Linked DNA regions of Homo sapiens: regions 1, 2, 3, 4, 5 and 6 are each linked to region 7. A link is a contact called in ENCODE Hi-C or POLR2A ChIA-PET data. All regions are on one chromosome and are shown on one strand. The core of a region is the stretch at or near the end of the contact, and the rest is flanking DNA. Distances in the headings are between cores, read along the strand shown.

The links. Hi-C counts contacts between places; a loop is a spot of excess contacts on that map. ChIA-PET counts read pairs that join two places held with the same protein, here RNA polymerase II (POLR2A). Pooled maps may share reads with other maps.
Region 1: a loop to region 7 is called in a pooled map, with 4 times the contacts of the local background. The contact joins the enhancer-like site here to the promoter of TMEM156 in region 7. A Hi-C loop is called at or near these places in 1 of 168 maps with a recorded cell type or tissue (B cell), 1 of 37 single-sample maps with no recorded cell type and 11 of 50 pooled maps. POLR2A ChIA-PET finds 5 or more read pairs at or near these places in 1 of 52 experiments (activated CD4-positive, alpha-beta T cell).
Region 2: a loop to region 7 is called in a pooled map, with 7 times the contacts of the local background. The contact joins the promoter of N4BP2 here to the promoter of TMEM156 in region 7. A Hi-C loop is called at or near these places in 2 of 168 maps with a recorded cell type or tissue (both naive thymus-derived CD4-positive, alpha-beta T cell), 1 of 37 single-sample maps with no recorded cell type and 16 of 50 pooled maps. POLR2A ChIA-PET finds 5 or more read pairs at or near these places in 1 of 52 experiments (CD4-positive, alpha-beta memory T cell).
Region 3: a map of OCI-LY7 shows a loop between it and region 7 (11-fold over the local background). The contact joins the enhancer-like site here to the promoter of TMEM156 in region 7. A Hi-C loop is called at or near these places in 1 of 168 maps with a recorded cell type or tissue (OCI-LY7), 1 of 37 single-sample maps with no recorded cell type and 2 of 50 pooled maps.
Region 4: a loop to region 7 is called in a pooled map, with 9 times the contacts of the local background. The contact joins the promoter of TBC1D1 here to the promoter of TMEM156 in region 7. A Hi-C loop is called at or near these places in 2 of 37 single-sample maps with no recorded cell type and 12 of 50 pooled maps. POLR2A ChIA-PET finds 5 or more read pairs at or near these places in 1 of 52 experiments (K562).
Region 5: a loop to region 7 is called in a map of OCI-LY7, with 10 times the contacts of the local background. The contact joins the enhancer-like site here to the promoter of TMEM156 in region 7. A Hi-C loop is called at or near these places in 1 of 168 maps with a recorded cell type or tissue (OCI-LY7) and 1 of 50 pooled maps. POLR2A ChIA-PET finds 5 or more read pairs at or near these places in 2 of 52 experiments (B cell and naive thymus-derived CD4-positive, alpha-beta T cell).
Region 6: a loop to region 7 is called in a pooled map, with 5 times the contacts of the local background. The contact joins the promoter of LINC02265 here to the promoter of TMEM156 in region 7. A Hi-C loop is called at or near these places in 1 of 168 maps with a recorded cell type or tissue (B cell), 3 of 37 single-sample maps with no recorded cell type and 8 of 50 pooled maps. POLR2A ChIA-PET finds 5 or more read pairs at or near these places in 1 of 52 experiments (A673).

Annotation. Positions count from the first base shown.
Region 1 is chr4:37,969,530-37,972,229 of GRCh38, forward strand. All of the region lies in intron 2 of TBC1D1 (TBC1 domain family member 1), which reads left to right. Among named protein-coding and RNA genes, the nearest start is that of PTTG2, 10 kb to the left of the region's middle. Within about 2 kb of position 1,387, at least 8 of the 41 ENCODE cell types and tissues checked have a DNase peak (open chromatin) inside an H3K27ac peak, as active enhancers do.
Region 2 is chr4:40,055,600-40,058,299 of GRCh38, forward strand. N4BP2 (NEDD4 binding protein 2) reads left to right here and starts at 1,251. Exons shown (of 18, transcript NM_018177.6): 1 at 1,251-1,431. It also overlaps the pseudogene LOC344967. RefSeq lists silencers at 463-672, 1,013-1,472, 1,523-1,872 and enhancers at 2,063-2,112, 2,213-2,312.
Region 3 is chr4:40,991,527-40,994,226 of GRCh38, forward strand. The region is part of intron 6 of APBB2 (amyloid beta precursor protein binding family B member 2); the gene reads right to left. Among named protein-coding and RNA genes, the nearest start is that of APBB2, 220 kb to the right of the region's middle. Within about 2 kb of position 1,330, at least 9 of the 41 ENCODE cell types and tissues checked have a DNase peak (open chromatin) inside an H3K27ac peak, as active enhancers do; they include OCI-LY7, where a contact is called at or near this core.
Region 4 is chr4:37,889,692-37,892,391 of GRCh38, forward strand. TBC1D1 (TBC1 domain family member 1) reads left to right here and starts at 1,393. Exons shown (of 22, transcript NM_001396959.1): 1 at 1,393-1,657. RefSeq lists silencers at 912-1,101, 1,422-1,921.
Region 5 is chr4:37,988,512-37,991,211 of GRCh38, forward strand. All of the region lies in intron 2 of TBC1D1 (TBC1 domain family member 1), which reads left to right. Among named protein-coding and RNA genes, the nearest start is that of PTTG2, 29 kb to the left of the region's middle. Within about 2 kb of position 1,305, at least 5 of the 41 ENCODE cell types and tissues checked have a DNase peak (open chromatin) inside an H3K27ac peak, as active enhancers do; they include B cell and OCI-LY7, where a contact is called at or near this core.
Region 6 is chr4:40,305,935-40,308,634 of GRCh38, forward strand. It overlaps LINC02265 (long intergenic non-protein coding RNA 2265), which reads left to right and starts at 1,251. Exons shown (of 4, transcript NR_121641.1): 1 at 1,251-1,552; 2 at 2,343-2,394. RefSeq lists enhancers at 1,671-1,720, 2,291-2,420.
Region 7 is chr4:39,031,065-39,033,764 of GRCh38, forward strand. TMEM156 (transmembrane protein 156) reads right to left here and starts at 1,345. Exons shown (of 7, transcript NM_024943.3): 1 at 1,162-1,345. The coding sequence starts at 1,249.

The sequences.
Region 1 (2,700 bases), core at 137-2,636, 1.1 Mb before region 7:
GAGATGGGGTTTCACCACGTTGGCCAGGCTGGCCTTGAACTCTTGACCTCGGGTGATCCACTGCCTCAGCCTCCCAAAAAGTGCTGGGATTACAGGCATGAGTCACCACACCCAGCCAAAACTATCCCTTTTAAGTGTGGGATCCATTATTACAAAGGCCCAGTGACTTAACTTACCTAAAGTCATTCAATCATCATCACACAGCGGGATTTACCAAAATTAAGATGTAATTTACATTCTGTAACATTTTGGTATTTAGTAAATCCACAAATTTTGGTATTTAGTATATTAATGTAACCATCATCACCATCTAATTCCAAAACATTGTCATCACTGCAAAAAGAAACCCTGCACCCATTAGCAGTCTCTCCCTATTTTCTCCTCTCTCCAGCCCCCGGTAACTACTAGTCTATTTTCTGTCTCTATGGATTTGCCTGTTCTGGATATTTCATATAAATAGAATCATACAGTATGCAGTCTTTTGTAACTGGCTTATTTCAATTGGCATAGTGCTTTCAAGGTCCATCAGTGCTGTGGCATGTATCAGTACTTCATTACTTTTTATAGCCAAATAATATTCCATTGTGTGGATATACCATATCTTGTTGATCCATTCATCAGTTGAAGGGCAGCTGGGTTGTTTCCACTCTTGGGAGTTGTGCTGCTGTGCACATTCATGGACACATTTTTACATGGGCATATATGTTTTCAATTTATGCAGAGGGATTTTTAGTATTAGATTTTCAGGATTTGGTATTATCCTTGGCAAATATGGGTTTCTTTGGAAACAAATTTTTCTGTTTGTAAGAGATGATTGCATATCATCAAACTTACACTAACATTCCCTCTCCACTATGAAGCTCTGATTTCTGTCCTATCTCCTCCTATGCAAGGCCTGATTTCCAGAGAACGTTAATCTTCTAAGCCTTTCTCCATGCGGATCCTTCTTCCTGGAAAGCCCATTCCCTCTCCACCTTCTGTAAATGGCCTGAAACCAGCCAGGAAGCTGGGTTTTCCTTTGCAGCCTGAAGTTATTTTCCTTCCTCTGGGAACTCATCGAAGCTTCACCTGGACTTTGAGGGAAAATAACTTCAGGCTTTTGTCACTCTTTTCCCTGCCTGAGCTTCCCTGCTACCCTCTATGCCCCTTGAGGGCAGGATTCTGGTCTGACTCCATTTTGCTATTTCCTGCAAGGACTTCTGTGGCTTTCCAAAATAGGTGCTAATGAATATTCATATTTGTGAACTGAATTCCTGATCCATTGCCAAGTGGTTCTGATTCACTTGAAACCCAGTTGAACTTCCTTGTAGAGTTTGTATTACAATGGCTCTATTTTTAACCAGGTCTTAGGGTGGGGAGGAGCAAGCTGGCAGAGTGAGGTCATTCTTTTGCATGTGTCCCTGCCTCACTGGCCCCCCCCACTAGAGGGCAGCCTGCCTGGCATCACCTCCTAAACTTACAGGAGGTTTTGCCGCCCTTGCTTCTTGTTCCTCCTCAAAAGAAGAAATTGGCAGAAGAGCTGGGGCAGGAGTGTCAGGGTTTGTTTTGGTGGGGATATGGTCAGGCTTAGTAGGGAAGCAACTCTTCCAGTTCCCAGACCGGCCCCCCTGCCTTTCAAGTCCTCCGTTAATGTCTCAGGAGTGCTGAGATGGTGAGACATTAAAGCATCCTTTTAAAGTTACTTAGACAACAATTTGAGATTTCTGTAGGGATACTGTATTAGTCTATTCTTATGCTGTTAATAAAGACATACCTAAGACTGGGTAATTATAAAGGAAAGCGGTTTATTGACTCACAATTCCACGTGGCTGGGGAGGCCTCAAAATCATGGTAGAAGGCAAGAAGGAGCAAGTCACATCTTACACGGCAACAGACAGGAGAAGAATTGAGAGCCGAACAAAAAGGGTTTTGCCTTATAAAACCATCAGATCTCATGAGACTCATTCACTACCATGAGAACAGGATGAGGGAAATCACCCCCATGATTCAGTTATCTCCCACTGTGTCCCTCCCACAACTCATGGGAATTATGGGAGCTACAATTCAAGATGAGATTTGGGTGGGGACACAGCCAAACCATATCAGATACTATCGTGTTTAGATCTCTGCAGTCCTATTTGGATAGCCTATTGCTTTCCACAGAGCAACTATATATATATATTTTAAAGTAAAGGATCTAAAACTGTAAGAGTGGTTCTTGATCCTGGCTGATAATCAGAATCACTTGCTAGAATATATTTCTAAGCTTTAAGTAAACCCAGAGTCAACATTATGGGTCAACACCAATAATGACCTCTGTGGCTGAATTCAGTGGGCTGACACATTTGACTTGGCTAGGTGGAGTGTTTTAATAATTGAGAATGCATTCTCTAAGATGCTGTAGTTACTTCATTCTTTATCCTCTCACACCTTGCCCTCTTCACACATTTATATGACCTGCTTGCTCTTTGAGGTCTCTGAGAATTTGACCTTTGCTCCAAAACAGCCCAATCATCTGAGACCCTCTACTCTCTCTCTCACTTGGCCACCTTCCCATTACAGGTGACTCTGATAGACAATCAGGGCTGGAAACTATCAGTGTCTTTGAGCAATGACTATTCTGTCTGCAGAGGTTCTCAATTCTGACTGCATGAGAGAAACACCTTGGAGATGTTAAAAATTACTGATGCCTGGCTGGGTGCGGTGGTTCATGCCTGTCAT
Region 2 (2,700 bases), core at 1-2,500, 1.0 Mb after region 7:
CACTTTGTCATGAGGTTATTTCGCTTCTCTATTCTGGGAAAAACCACTGCAAGTGGAATGAAAAGTAACCGCAAAGGGAGGGGACGGAGGAAGTAAAAAACAGGCAAAACCACCACCACTACCATCACCACCACCACCACCAACCAGAAAGCAAAGGTGAAAAATTTGCGTACCCTGAAAACACTAAACATTTCACATCAGAACCCAGAACAAATAAACCAGGGAAAGCAGAGTTGAGAGAAAAAAAATGGTGCAGGCTTGGGGACGGACTCATACTACAGCGGTCGCAAGAGGGAAGAGCACGTCTTTGCTTTTTCTTGGCATCCGAAAACTCAAGCTCGAACTGGGGGCAAAGGCCAGCGGCTGCGGTTCCACCGGCTAAGGCGCACACATTCCCCGAGCTCAGACCGCACGCTGGCAGGGCCGATGGGGCTGGGCAGCCTCCCTCCACCCCGTGGCAGTCGCCTACCCCTTTGTCTCCCCGTGGGGCTCCGAGGCCGCGCGCCCGGAAGCCCCCCGCGGGAGGGCCGCGCGCGAGAAGGCGGGTTCCCGTGCCCGCCGCAGCGGCCACGGCCCTAGTCAGGCAATGCCGAGGCCGGTCGCTCGCCTCGCCGTCCCTCCCAACTTGCAGCCTGGACCCCGCGCGCGTCAGGGCTCGTCCCAGCTCTGCTTTCCTTTCTCCCCTCACCTCGCGAGGCCGACCTTGTGTTTGTTTTGTTTTTTGGGGCTCGGGAGAGTGCCGAGGGCTAGAAACAGCTGTGGTTTACCGCGCCGCTTATTTTGGCAAAAATTCCGGGCCTGTTGCAATGTTCCCCAGCGCCAAACAGCTCCCGCCTTCCCCCCAAGCAGAACCCGACACTCGAAGAAGGGCTTGCTCCTCCAGGGACCCCCTGATAAGAAAAGTGGGGACCACGGCCCGCTCTCGGGCGAGACTTGGGGGGTGGGCGACCGGAAGCAGCCGAACCGGCCGGGCAGGGCTTGCTCTCCAACGGGAGAGCGGGAGCGGGAGAGGTGGGAGCGCCCGCGGGCTCAAGTCCCCCGGGCCGCCGCGCCGAGGCGGAGCTCGGGGACGAAGCAGAGGTCGTGGCGGACAGCCGGCGGGCTTGGGGGGGGGCGGTGGGCGGCGATCCACCTGGGCGACGTGGCAGCCATTGCCGGCGCCTCGAGACCCCTCCCCACCCGGCCGCCCACCCGCCCTCTCGCGGCGGGCTTCTGCGCGGCTGCTCTTCCCCGGCCGGACGGAGAGCGGCAGTGTCTCCCCGCCGGGCGCGCTCGCCGTGTCTCCCCCGCGGCCGCAGCTGCTTGCTAGCCTTGCGCGGCGCGGGAGAGCGCAGTGGCGCCGGCGGGAAAGGGCTGCGGACCTGCGGCGCCGCGTTGTGCGTTCGACGACGCGGCACCGGCTTCGACGCCCTCTGCCCGCTCCAGAAGCAGGTAAAGGCGGCGGGTGGGAGGCAGGGAGGCGGGTCCAAGGTGAGGGCCCTGGAGGTTAGGGGTCCCGGGGCTCCGAGCCGAAGCGGAGGGCCTGAAGCAGCGGCGGGCGGCGCGGCGAATGAACCCCCAAGCCCTGAATGTGGGGCCCGGCGCGGGCCGCCTCCGATCTGACCCGCGGGCCCGGCTGCCCGGACGGAAGGGAAGTGAGGCGTCGGCGAGAGGCGGGCCCTGGCGCTCAGCCCGAGGCCGGGCGAAGGCGGGGGCCGCGGCCGCTTCCTTGGCCTCCGAGTGCCTGGCGGGCCTCCAGGCCCCAGACACACCCCTCTCGACCCCCCGAGGTTTCCTCCCAGATCTGTTCCCGCCGGGACCTGACCTTGCGCCCCTCCAGGCGCCTTAGGTGTTTGCCAGGCGGAGCCTTCTGGGAACTTCAGGCCACCTTCCTGAGCACATAGTCCTAGCAGAGCCGTTTATTTACTCAGTTCAAGTCCAGACACACAGCCACTCACACGTTCGGATTTTGGAGACTGCGGGGAGACTTTCCCCTCCCCGGCATTTGTGTGTCTTTGGCCCTCGTCCCGCCTCCCCTGCCCCCATCTGCAACTTTGTCCCTCAATGGGACCCTTCTAGAGCCCCTCTCTCATCGGGACTCTCTCTAAGCCGTCCGTTTGGAAATTCATCCTCAATAGAGTGAGTCATCTTAGCGGGGGCACAGTTTATCTCTCATGCGCTTTTGGTTAAAATAGTTTTTTTTTTCCCTCCGAAAGAGAGCTAGAGTAATAGAATGTAGATGACAGGTCAGTGTCAGTGTTGGCTTCAAAGGCTCTTCCTTTCGGCGGCAGTCTTTGTAACTAGGATCTGATATTTGTGGCACGGACAGGTTTGTACACATTCTCGCCATGCAGTGGTTGTAATGTCTCCATGGCACAGTTCTGGCTTGAAGGCAGGATTGGCTGCTTTTTCTACTCGACATCTTTGAGCCAATCAGCAAGGGCTGCTTGCCTGGAGACTGGTTAACTCAGTAAAGGTGGCCATTGGTTGAGCTCCTAGAAGAAAATCCTGGAGATGAACCTAGCCTCTCAGAAAACAATGACTGATTTGCAGCTGTATTAAAAAAATGTTTTCTTTTAATCCCAACATCAGCCTTTTCACTCCGTTTTTATTACTTCCAGTGTTTTTCTTTCAAACACCAGCTGTCTTTTGTAACTCGTTTTAACTCTCATCCTTTAATTTTAACTAAAAGACGCGCTTTAGGAAATGTAAACATCGTGT
Region 3 (2,700 bases), core at 80-2,579, 2.0 Mb after region 7:
AAAAGTACAGGGGGAAAAAAAACCTATAGTGTTCTAACTATAGCAATTTCCTCCTGCTTTTATCCCTGTGTCTGAAGTGAGGTCATTTTTGTTTGTTTTTGGCAAGTGAACAGAGAAAAGAAGAAAGAAAAACACACACACACACCCTAGACTTTTCACCCCCTCCTCCTAAAACAGACACACTTGTTAATTTACAGCTTTGAAAATCATCTGGGTAGTTCTTCCATAATTCACCATCTTCCTTGGTTTTCTAGGATTTTTTTTAGAACCTTCAGACCCCAGAGGGCATTTCACTTGAAGATGCTACTCGTCTCATCCCTTCAGAAGGTGGGCTGAGGTTTCCTTAAGAATCTTCTATGAGAGTGGTCTGCAATTAGAAAGTTATAACAATTCTACCTGTGAGGGTGTTCTACAATCAGAACACTGCTCTCACTCTCCCTCCTCCTCCCCATCTCTCTCTCTCACACTCACGCACAGACACCACACACACCACACTCACACTGAAATTAAGAGTGAAAACTGTTAAGGCTAAAAATACTACAGAGAGAAAAGCATCTTTGCTAACACTTAATACTCAGAACAACTTTTTGAAAGTGAAAATGACGATGCTTTACCTGACTGATTATCAATGCAGCTGCCTTTTTTGTTTGTTGCTTGTTTTTAAGAGACAGGGTCTCACTCTGTTGCACAAGCTGGAAGCCAGTGGCATAATTATAGCCTTGACCACCTGGGCCCAAGTGACATCCTCTGCCTCAGCCTCCCGAGTAGCTGGTACTAAAGGTGCACGGCACTACACTTAGCTAATTTTATTTATTTATTTATTTTTGGTAGAGATGGGGGGGGGTCTTTCTATGTTGCCCATGCTGGTCTCAAACTCCTAGCCTCAAACTATCCTCCCACCTCAGCCTCCCAAAGCACTGGGATTACAGGTGTGAGCCACTGCACCAGATTGACACAGCTTTTTAGTTCGCTTCAGCAGCTATAGATTTACCTTCTGATGTAGTTAAACAACATTTTAGATACGTGCTGAACAGCAGTCTTGGACACCTCATTAATATGTAGTAAGGAAGAGAGCAAACCAACACTTGGAAAATTGTTCAATGAGGTGTGTGAAATGACTGGATGGAAACGCTGGTAACCCCTGGAAGTAACGCGGGAAGTATGAAGCCAGCGAGCAGGAGTATCACGAGCAGAAGACCGACCCCCGATGTCCAGGCCAGGGAGCTGCACCACCCTCAGGACCCATCACCTTCCTCACCCCTTCAAGTAAGACCGAGGCTCATGGGCAATGACGAACAAGCCAAACCACAGGGCCGGATGGAGATAGGCCGGCCTGCCATGTGCAGGATCTCTACGTTGTGAAACACTGTCTTCCTGCCTACTTGTTCTAGTCTACTCTGCTGCTTATCTGAAGTTATTTTCTGTTTGTGTACACAATCGTAGTCCCTCTTTTACTCTCTCTCTGTGCTTTTCCTTCAGTGGGAGAATTAATTTTCCATACCAGAATATTTATAAAATCCAATTTTTGCTGAGCCCTTACTACATGGCAATCACTACGTTCTGTGCCCCACATGTCTTGTTTCAGTTAATCATCACAACCACCCCACAAGGCAGAGACTATTATTAACCCTATTTGACAGAGGAGGAAACGTATGGTGTTAAGTGACTCAGCCACAATCATCCATTTAGTAATAGCACAGCTGGGATTTAAATATTCAGTGTTCATAGTGCAGTAAAGCTTATGGCACAAATTCCATTTTAGGGACAAGAACAAGAGAAGAGATTTCCAGTAGTTTAATTTCTGGAGCACAGGAGCAATTAAGAACTCTTCTCTCTTTTTTTTTTTTTTTTTTTTTTTTAACAAAAATGTTTTTTGAGACAGGGTTACCCTTTGTCTCCCAGGCTGAAGTGCAGTGGTGTGATCTTGGCTCACTGCAGCCTTGACCTCCGGGGCTCAAGGAGATCCTCCCACCTCAGCTTCCTGAGTAGCTGGGACTACAGGCACGTGCCATCATACCCAGCTAATTTTTTGTTTATTTTTTATAGAGATGAAGTCTCATTATGTTGCCCAGGCTGGTCTCAAACTCCTGGCCTCAAGCAATCCTCCTGCCTCAACCTCCCAAAGTGCTGGGATTACAGCATAAGCCATCATGCCTGGCCACTTCTACTTGATTCTATCAAAAACAAAAGAAAATATTATTTTTTAAAAGAAAATAAATGTTTTCCACGTTTTTCATTAAGGCTGTGATTCTTGTTAAATGTTAGCCAGATCAGTATCCATTATAATAGGAACACAGCACTTCAAACACAACAGAAGGCCCTAACTAAAGCAGTTCCTGTGTCAGAATCTGAGCCATGCTTCTCAAATGATGCATAGAGGAGGAAGTTAAAATGCAGGTTCCTGAGACCCACTACCTGCGTCTGAGTCTGTAAGGCACAGGTAGGGCCCAGGTATCTACATTTAAAGAAACACCTAGGAGAGGCTGGGCGCGGTAGCTCACACCTGTAATCCCAGCACTTTGGGAGGCCAAGGCAGGCAGATCACAAGGTCAGAAGATCAAGACCATCCTGTGAATGGTGAAGCCCCGTCTCTACTAAAAATTACAAAAAATTAGCCGGGCACGGTAGCGGGCGCCTGTAGTCCCAGCTACTCGGGAGGCTGAGGAAGGAGAATGGCGTGAACCTGGGAGGTGGAGCTTG
Region 4 (2,700 bases), core at 143-2,642, 1.1 Mb before region 7:
GAAGACCAGAGGTCCAGCACCTTGCCTAAACCACACCTGCTGGGATTTGGATTCAAGTCCAACCGTACAGCTCAAACGCTCAGCCACTTCCCTAAAGTCCACCCCCAGCTACATTAAGTAAAAAAATCCAGAAAGATGCCACCTGGGGGTCTGGAACTGCCTCCTCCGAGCACCCGGCTCTCCCCTCCCTGCGGACTCTTCTCTGGAGAGGATGTGATGCTTCTTACTTTTCTCAGATCCCTCTCCCCACCCTGCGAGTGACGTTGCGCCTCTGTGCCTGGTGGGATAGGGATCTGGGAGCTTCGCCTGTTTTTTGCACACTGCCATCCCCTAGTCTTAGGGAGCGAGCTCTGTCCCGCTTTTCACATCTCCGCGTCTTTCCTTGCACTCTACATCACCGCTGGGAATGTCCCCAGACCTGATCGGGGCATGCACACTGGGGTGTGCGTGTGCGTGTGGTGTGTGTTCCTGCGCGTGTGCCGGGCTCGCGGGGCAGGAAAAAGCGCCTAATCCAGGCTCTGCGTCACTCCCGCAATTGGTTAGAAATGGAGTTTCCTGGTGTTTAATCCCGGGAGGGCACTTCGCCTTCGTTGTTTCCCAGAGTCCCTGATTTTCCTGCCTCGCATGCCAGCGCCCCATAGGGCATCCGTGCCTCAGTTCACCTCTTGCCATCCTCCAAGGACGGGGAGAAGGGGTAAGGCGGGGGAGAGCAAGGTGGCTTGGTCGCCCCCGGCCCCCGCCCCCCATGTTGTGTGCAGTTTCCACCACGTCTGTTTCGGAGGGAGAAGAGGAGGGTGCAGATGAGGCGAGGCGCCTTCGGGAGCGCGGAGAGCGGGCAGGCAGTGCCACCTGCTGAGAGCCACTCAGGCCGAGCAAGCGGCGGGCAGTGCCACCTGCTATAAATAGGCCGCCAAGGACAGGGTGTGCGACTGTACATCCCGCCACGAGGGCCTGCATCACGCGCGGGGCCCCGCGCCCCCGGCTCCCCAGGGAAACGCTGTGCCCAGATCCTGCGCAGGGGTCTGGATGGGGCGGCGGCCCGAGTACTTCCCCCCTATTCCCCCCACAGACACTGGCTGAGGATGGCCCGCGGGCTTGGGGGCGGGGGGTGGCAAGGAGGGGAGGGAGGCCGCGGCGGACCCGCAGTGCAGCAGCTGTTGCTCGCGTGTGACTCGCCCGTCCGGGCCGTGCTGCCCAGGCACAGTCACACGGCGCAGTGGGGAGGAGGAGGACACCGAGTCCCCCTCCCAGCTCCCCGGGGACCGAGTGGGGAGATCCCGGCTCCTGTCTTCCCCTCGCCTCCAGCGCGCTCGCCCAGGCTGGGAGGAGGAAACCAGAGCCGCGCGCAGACACCTCCTCCTTCTCCTCCTCTTCTTCCTCCTCCTCCTCCTCCTCCTCTTCGGCTGCTGCTCCTGGTGCCGCCACCGTCCGCCGGTGCCTGTTGCTGCCGCCGCCGCGGGACCTGCTGTGTCCTCAGCTGGGTGGAGAAGAGGCGGGCGCCGAGCCGAGGGGAGCCCCCTCCCCGTCCCCCCGCGGCGGGAAGAGCGCAGCCAGCCGGGTGCGATGGACTCCCCGCCCGCCCAGGCCGTCCCCAGGATGCCCCCAAGCACCTGCGCGTCCCGGCCCGGCCCCGGGCTCTGAGCGCGCCGCGGCACAGGTAAGGCGCTTCCTGGGGCTTCGTCCTGGCCACCCTGCTGGCTCCTCTCGGGGCGTCGCGGCCGCCCCCTCCCGCAGCACGCCCCTGCCCCGCCTGGCCGCGGAGGGGAAGGCATCTGGCCGCCCACGGACGCGAGGCCAGGGTCTCTCGGGGGAGGAAGTTCATTGCCATCTCGTTGCCCCCCTTACCCCCCCACCCCCGCCGCCCTTGGACGAAAGCGAAACCTTAATGTTGCTAGCGACCCGAGAGCTCCGCCGGCTTCTCCCCCAACCCCCGCCAGCTCACTGGTCCGCGCATCTCTCCCCTCCCCCCTCCCGCCAATTATCCTAGCGTGTTTGCAAGGCGACCAGATTGGAAAGAGTGTGGTCAGAGTGACCCCAAGCCACGCTTTAAAAGTTCAGGGTACTTTGCAGTAGTAACTTTGGCAGCTCCACCAGTGCGCGCAACATTTCTTTCTATGGGTACATCCTGTACCAGTCATTTTGAAACCCTGCTTCATTGTTTCTAGCCGCTTCCTGATGGCTCTGTGATTATGAGACCCCCCTCAAACTTCACCAGGCATTAAGGTTTTGTTTTTGCTTTTTTTTCAGAGAGGTATCATTTCGTTTGAAATCCACCTAGATGTGGCTTTTCCTGTTTTGATTTTACTTAACATAGCTTATTCTCTGGAAGTTGCTTTAAAAAGAAATTGAAAGTGATGGTTGTTCCTTCCACCAAACAGTTTAATTTTCAGGGTGCCTCATATTAATGGATATGTTTTCCCTTCATAGATTTCTCATTGTTTCCCTTATGATGGGATGATTTCATTTATTAATAAAATCAGACTTTGAAAGAGCATTTAAAAATGACCTGGTTTAAATAGGTCACACCCAAGAAACTCAGCTATCTGTACAAGTTCAAACTTCTAAACTTTTTCAATGAGCTAGGGGTGGTGGCACCCACCTGTAGTCCCAGCTACTTGGGAGGCTGAGGCAGGAGGATCACTTGAGCCCAGGAGTTCGAGGCCATAGTGAGCTATGACTGTGCCACCTCACTGGAGCCTG
Region 5 (2,700 bases), core at 55-2,554, 1.0 Mb before region 7:
TCCACATAACACACTTAGTACCTAGATTAAGCACTTAGTACTCGTGAACCATCATCATCATTGAATTTAGGGGTGGAGGAAGACTTTTGTAGTTGCTTAGCTGCATTCCCTCTTTTTAAGGATGAAGAAACATGAAGCCCACTATAGGTGAGATGTCTTTCCCAAAGCCACAGCTAAGATCCAAACAGAGCTCTTTGCATCACCTGGCACTCATTCAAATGGAAACCAAAAACAAAATTTGAAGCACCCCAACTGACCGATGGACCGCCCCCTCCTCAGTCAAGGGCATTCCAGAGAAACCTGAAAAACTCGTTCAGGTCGTGATGGGAAAGGGGACATGCTTCATTACACCTTCCTCTCTCTGGAATTCAGGCACAACTGACCAGCGTAAACATTAAAACAGAGATCTTAAGACTGCCAAAACAGATCTCAAATTCCAGCCTAACTGCAGTCTGACATCACTTGACATAGCAGGCCCTGAAAGAAATTGAAGTATTTTACCACAAAATATATTTCTTTGGCATATTTTGAAATGGCCCTGGAAAGCTGTCTCTTATGGGGAAAATCTACTTTCTCTAAAGAATCCTCTTCACTTTCCAGATCTTTTCCTTGAACCAGGAGAGAATTAACTAAGAGTCTGGCACATTTTTTGTTAGGTCTGATAAGATCTCTGAAGCCTGCTACCTGGAGGCCTCATCTGCATGATAAAAACCTTGGTCTTCACCCAGGTTATGACCTTGTCTTAACCTACACACTTATTTCTATTGATTCCAGATCTTTAGATAATAACGCTTTCAACTAATTGCCACTCAGAAAATATTTGAATCCACCTATGACTTGCAACCTCCCCTCCACCTTCAAGTTGTCCCACCTTTCCAGACCAAACCAATGTACACCTTACATATATTGATTGATGTCTTATGTCTCCCTAAAATGTATAAAGCAAGCTATAGCCCCGACCACCTTGAGCACGTGTTCTCAGGACCTCCTGGGGTTGTGTCATGGGTCGTGGTCCTCACATCTGGCTCAGAATAAATCTCTTTAAATGTTTTACGGAGATTGATTCTTTTTGCTGACACTAATATTTAGATTCTTTCTGTTGTTCTAGCACATTCTGCATGAATTAAACATAAACCCTGTTCCCTAGTACAGAACAAGAGCAAACTGCTTTCTTTAGGCCACAAGTAACTTAGATCAGTTAAGGGGAAAATGGGGGAGAGAGGAGGACATTGGCTTCTGCCACCAGCAGCCTGTGTGACCTTGCCCAAGGTCACAACTCTGTGGGGTTAGTTCCCCTTCCCTGAAATAGGTGTAGGGAGGGACTCCTTGACAGTTTCTGGTTTTTTTCGTCTCTCAGAGTGCAATGAAGAATTTCTTCATGGCTAAGGCTGTTAGACTCCAGAAAATAGTTTGCCAACCAAAGACACAGAGTTTCCAATTTTGGAATACTTTAAAAATAGGAAGGAAGTTTATTTGTTTAGCAGAATTTATAATTGTAGGACTGCCCAAGGCAGAGAATTAGCCAAGTGGTATTTTGCGGAAGTTCTTTTTAAAGGGTGGGCCCAAAGGAAACCAGTCATTAGGTGGAAATAAACTGTCAGATTTTTGAGACGTTATTTGCTTAGGGACATTTACACTGGTCTATTGTGACAGTCTCTATTGTGTTAGGCTTTTAAAAGAAATATGTAAGTTTCCAAGTTTAAAATGTTAGAGCAAGTGTCCAGTCCACGGCCTGTGGGCTACATACAGGCCAGGATGGTTTTGAATGTGGCCCAAAAAAGATTCATCAACTTTCTTAAAACATTGAGTTTTTTTTTTTTAAGCTAATCAACTATCATTAGTGTTAATGTATTTTATGTGTGGGCCAAGACAATTCTTCCAGTGTGGCCCAGGGAAGCCAAAAGATTGGATACCCCTGTATTAGAACTTGTAAAATTTGACTTCAGAAACACAACCAAAAGCCCGCTTATGAGTAAGGAGTTTGTGGCCCCTTGTGTACTGATTATTAATCAATTAATTGTATAATAAGCATGAAATATTGCTAGTACATCTAAGGCCAAAGCCTTCTTACGGTTCCAGAAAAAGCTGTATTCCTGAATTTCCAGGTGAAGGGAAGGGATTCTCCTTCCATTTCCAGAAATATGTGAATATAATACATAGGGATTTTTATCACACTAGTGTTTCAGTAAAAGCAGCCCTTCAAGTCTGTGCCATCCAGTTTTGGTGTAACTGAAAGAACATCGTACCAAAGTTTGATTTTTGTCAATTCTCTAGTGTGTTAATCAGCTGAGAATGTGGTCTCTGGATATTTTTCCCCAAGGAAAGAGCTGGATGTACTAGACCACCAGACCACACAACTCTGTATTTGTTTTGCAATAACTACACTATTTGGGGGAGTAGTGTGGTGTTTCCAGACGTTCTTGGTCAAGAAATCTGGCCGCTTCAAGCTCAGTGTTGATCACAATCTATTTCTTTTGCCTCTACTCTGTGGCAGGCACTTGAGACACAACTGCCAAGATGAGAGAGACCCAGCTGCTGACCTGGGGCGGGGGTGGGTGGGGGGAAGGTGGTGAAGGCAGTCACAGAGTCAGCCTGCCAGAAAGCAGGTGGGGAACTGTAAACCTCTGAGTAGCCCCTTGGTATACAGAGGTAATAATTTCCCAAATGTAGTAAATCCCACTTTACAACCTCACGGTTAAT
Region 6 (2,700 bases), core at 1-2,500, 1.3 Mb after region 7:
TACGATTTAGTATTATAGCAACTTTTTTTAAAAAGCAGAAGTGCTAAGAAAAGTTAAGGAACTCAACAAAGCTTGCATCGCTAGGAAGTAAAAAGCCAGAATTTTGATTTAAATCTAATGACCTATGTTTATTCCATATTATGCAGCCTCTTGGATGCTCTAATGCTGGCCTAATCAGGAGAAAGAGGCAAATGAGATCACGGTCAAAACTGCTGGGGAAGTCAGGTGCAGTGGCTCACGCCTGTAAACCCAGCACTTTGGGAGGCTGAGGAAGGAGAATCACTTGAGCCCAGGAGGTCAAGGCTGCAGTGAGCTATGATTGCACCACTGCACTCCAGCCTGGGTGACAGCGTGAAACCCTGTCTCAAACAAACAAGCAAAAACTACCAGGATTGAAAATATCTGAGTGAGGAAGATGGTTTGTAATGGAGGCAAGCTAGCAAGAAAAGAATGTGGGGGAGGGGTTCTATACCTGCATCAGATCATCTGAGGGCCCACAGTGCAGCTCCGTGGGCTCTGAGGGATTGTGTAAGAGGCAGCTGGCAGATATGCATGGGGTGGGCTGATCTGGCAAAAAGACGAGATAAATCTGAAAAATACATTTTACAGTGCTCTTTACACTGAAGAATCTTGCAGAGTAACTGGTAGATATGATAAGGGATAGAGAAGGAATTACTGCTTAATAGCTAGCCAGACACTGGCATTAAGGTTTCTGCATATTTAAATGGGTGTGCTTTTCCCATCCCTGACAGATTCTTTTGTTTTCCCCTACGTCCTTAGGTTCCTCTTTTATACAAATGGCCTCTATGTCCATTCACACTGTTCTGCAAGATCAAAGGAGAAAATAATTCCCAAAGCAATGTTCTGGGACACTGAGGGTCATCAAACATCAAGTGAAATTTGATCAACTTGCATTTTTATGTATTATCTCTTACCTTTTGCATCTTCAGAAAGGCAGTTTATCTTTATTTTCATTTAGTGGTAAAATATTTTCTAATAGCATCAGTGAAATCCTGTTGAAAGTCAATGGCCAGCTTTTTAGACATAAGACAAATGAGAGTTCTGTTGGGCACAACAGAACTGCTAACAGGTCTTTCACTATATTTCTTTCTCTCTCAGCCATTGATGGGTGTCTGACACCTCCAAACTCCCTCTATGCTGGGCTGATTAGAAGTGGAGGAGTTGTCTAAGATGCAACTGTTTGAACTTCAGCGGTGGAAGGTTGGGCAGCTGGGCCCCAGGTGTGTGCATTCAGACTGTAGCAGGAGTGATGCCCTCTCCCCGTGGTCCATCAAGCTCTATCTATAAGATGAGTCTCAGGAGACTGAGTACCAACCTCTAGACAGGAGCAGGGAGGGATATAAAATAGAAATGTTGACAAGGCAAAGAGAATGATGCCCCCAAGGCCACTGTGGTTCTACAGACTTATGTTTGTGCTCGAGTTAGAGCAGGATGAGGTTGGAAATGAAGCTTACAGAGTTACAAGGGACGGCGGTAGTTCCAGAAAGGACAGGGTCATCTGGTTTTTGGAAGGCATCTTGGAGATTTCATCGTACGTAAGCCATCCAGAGCTAGTATGTGGGCTGCATGATGTTGGGGACTTGCTTTCCTCCTGTCTTTTTGCTCTACTGTTCTCGATACAGAACTTCTCCCTGTGAGGTCCGATGGTAGTTAGGGAGCAATGGTGCTAATAGGAGGCTTTGTTAATGAGAACAGGGATGCCTGCTAGATTTGGGGTTAGAAAGGAAAACAAAGAAATGTGATGAGGTCCTAGTGTCGTTGGCAGCTGGCAAATTCATTACATCATCAAGCTCTCTGACTTAAGTCTCTTGCCTACCTTGCGCTGGTTAAAACGAAAATGTAGCCCTCAGCGCCGCAGAAAACAATTCTCCAGGGCTGTGACCATGGGGTGCCAGGGAGGAAGTGAAACTAATTGGGCAAAGACTCTTCCTGTCTGTCCATTCCTCTGTGTGGCCCTCTGGTAGAAGCAAGGATTTATGCATGTTGGGCTAGATATGAGTGAAAAAGGGGAAACATGGTCTGAAGGAGGACTTTGGGGTCAGGAATAGTCTAAAGTTTAGCAATTTTCTTTTGCTTTAGGAATCGCTCTTTGACCTCATTTTTTTTTTCTTTTTAAGTGAAGTTTCCAAGCAGAAAAGGCAGTATTTGCCAAGTGCTACAATTCACTCTAAGCTGATTGGGTTCTGAACACGAAGGCCCTTTTTACTCTCACAATCATTTAAAAACAGTAGTAGTAAGTGGGGTGTTTTCGCACTAATTTACAGGTTCCTCATTTGTTGCTATGATGACCCCCTGAGGCCGGAATTGTTATCCTCTTACAGATGGGGCAGTTGAAGCTCAGAGAGAAGTGGCTTGACCAAGGCCCAACGGCAGGTGAGCAGCAGAGTCTAGGGTTTTATCTTTCTATCACACCTGTCACCGTGGTGCCCGGGGATGAGCAGTCACTTCAGATAAACGTTGAGGTTTCTGTTACCAGCCGTCCTCCGGGCCCAGTGTGATTAGTCTACTTTGCTCAGCTTCCTGTAGGTGTGTTGTGATACTCTGTAGATACTTTATTTCCTCTTCTCCCCTAGTTCGTCCAGAAATACAAACTGTTGAATTTCTTTATCATCATTTTAGAAGTGATAAACATTCCCAAAAGGTATGTTATTTCTGCCATGGAGTTGGCAGTCTTTATTC
Region 7 (2,700 bases), core at 95-2,594:
GCTATTTAGCATTACATATATGCAACAATAAATATTCATTGCAGCAAATAATCAAATATGAGTTTTTCTCTGATTTTAATCAAATTCATATAAAGACTATTTAATGATAGAATACAGCCTTTTCTTTTCACCTTTTCTTCTTATTAAATGCTAGGGAGCACAATTACCATTTGAACCTCACATTAATAAATTTTCAAGTCCTTTGCTAACATCAAAATAGTTTAAATTTATACCTATTTATTTTCCTAATCTAGGTTTCAGCAATTATATCACAATTTTCTGAAACGTTCACAAAGTTAATTTTGTTCCATTTTTCTCCAGTTACAAATACATACACATACATCTGTTTAAATTTCCACTCACCTTATTTTGATTGTATTTTCAAAATATATAAACGCTTTTTCTTGTCAAAAGGTGACGGTAAGTTATCTGTGTGAAATAGTTGTAGTAAAGGGAATTCTAGCATTTTTAACACAATAAATATCACTTTCTTCATTAAAGAATTCCAAAATGTAAAAAGCATACTTAAAGCTGCTTTGGGCCAGGCACAGTGGCACAAGCCTGTAATCTCAGCATTTTGGGAGGCCGAGGTGGGTGGATCACAAGGTCAGGAGTTCAAGACCAGTTTGGCCAACATGGTGAAACCGTGTCTCTACTAAAAATACAAAAATTAGCCAGGCATGGTGGTGGGCGCCTGTAATCCCAGCTACTCGGAGGCTGAGGCAGGAGAATTGCTTGAATCCGGCAGGCAGAGGTTGCAGTGAGCCAAGATTAGGCCATTGCACTCCAGCCTGAGCGACAGAGACTCCATCTCAAAAAAAAAAAATAAAAAATAAAAAAATAAAAAAAAACTGCTTTGAAGAAAGTGTTTCAAAGAGCAAAATCATGATGCAATTATTGTAATCTCAATGTCTGAAATCTAGACTACAGATTTTAAATATTTTCATTTTTAGGTATGCTATGATAATTAAGTACTATGAATTAGGTTACTGTACTATATAACAGTCAACTAAAATTGCAATCTTGTTTTATTAGTTTTTCAGATCTAGAACTTCAGCCTATGCAGCATGTGTCCAAAAAGAGGATCTTTTCTGTAACCACTAGCTGACACTAATTTTTTTAAATTAAGAAAGGAAAGCTAGATTACAATTATATACTCACCTTTCGGTGTCTTGAAATATTCCGGCAAAATTAAAATGAATGTGATCACTATTGCCACAAATAATTTAAGGAGGGCTGTTTTTGTCATGTCTCTTCACATGACACAAATGTGTTCCCTTGCAGTACATTCATGGTATGTTGCTTCCTGCTTTAAGTTTATCTCTGCAGCACTTTAGGTTAATGCAGTTCACCTCATACTCACTTCCTTTTGAGTAAGACTTAAAAAAAAAAAAAGGTCTTGAACTGAGACTTCACTTTTGAGTCACTTCCCATTAAAAAAAAAAACTACCCCCCAAATAAGCACTTTCAGACCATTTATTTGTCTTTCTAAGCAAGAAAGGTAAATAAATGATCTCAAGAAGCAAGGGGATCTTCTCCCCACCCAATTTATAAATATAAACCCACAGTATACTCACAAAAATAAAACGGTGGGCTGGGCGAAGTGGCTCACATCTGTAATCCCAGCACTTTGGGAGGCCAAGGCAGAAGGATCACTTGAGTTCAGGAGTTTGAGTCCAGACTGGTCAATAGAGCAAGCCCTCCTCTCTACAAAAATAATTTTAATATAGCTAGGTGTGGTGGTGCACTCCTGTAGTCCCAGCTACTCAGGAAGCTGAGGATCACTTGAACCCAGAAATTTGAGACTGCAGTGAGCCATGACAGGCCACTGCACTCCAGCCTGGGTGACAGAGTGAGATCCCTTCTCAAGAGAGAAAGAAATAAAAGGGTGAATGTCAGTCATGTCTAGGTTGCATGCACATGACTCATTCATTTACTTATTAAATGATTGTCGATCCTGTTTGGTGCCAGGTGCTGTGCTGAATTCTGGTGTTCAGAAAATAGTACATCTAGAAGATAGAAACATTTTAACCATTGCCAATTTAAAAGGAAAAAAAAGTATTGTTTAATTTGCATTTGTTTGGTTGACAGTAATTCTAAAGATTTTTAATATTTGCTGGCAATTTGAATTTCTTTTGTTAATTGCATGTTCATGTCTTTTATTGCAGCATTTATATCCTTCCTGTTGATCTATAAGACTTTTTTCTCTATTGGGAATATGAAATCTTTGCATATGTTTTGCAAACATTTTTCCCAGGTTGTCATTTGCCTTTTCATTTTGTATATGGTGGGAGTTTTTCCACCCAACTATTTTGTAACAGAGTATAAAACACGTACCTAAAAGTTTTATGCAGAGAAACACAGTTCTTCATTGTATTTCTAATATTACACGAAATAATGTATAGTTTATCAATTTAATCATTTATTCTTTTGTTTTTGTTTTTTGTTTTTTGAAACGGAGTCTCAATCTGTCTCCAGGCTGGAGTGCAGTGGTGCAATCTTGGCTCACTGCAACCTCTGCCTCCCAGATCCAAGTGATCCTCCTGCCTCAGCCTCCTGAGTAGCTGAGACTACAGGCATGCACCACCACGCCCAGCTAATGTTTTGTATTTTTAGTAGAGACGGGGTTTCACCATGTTAGCCAGGATGGTCTCGATCTATTGACCTCGTGATCTGCCCACCTCAGCCTCCCAAAGTGCT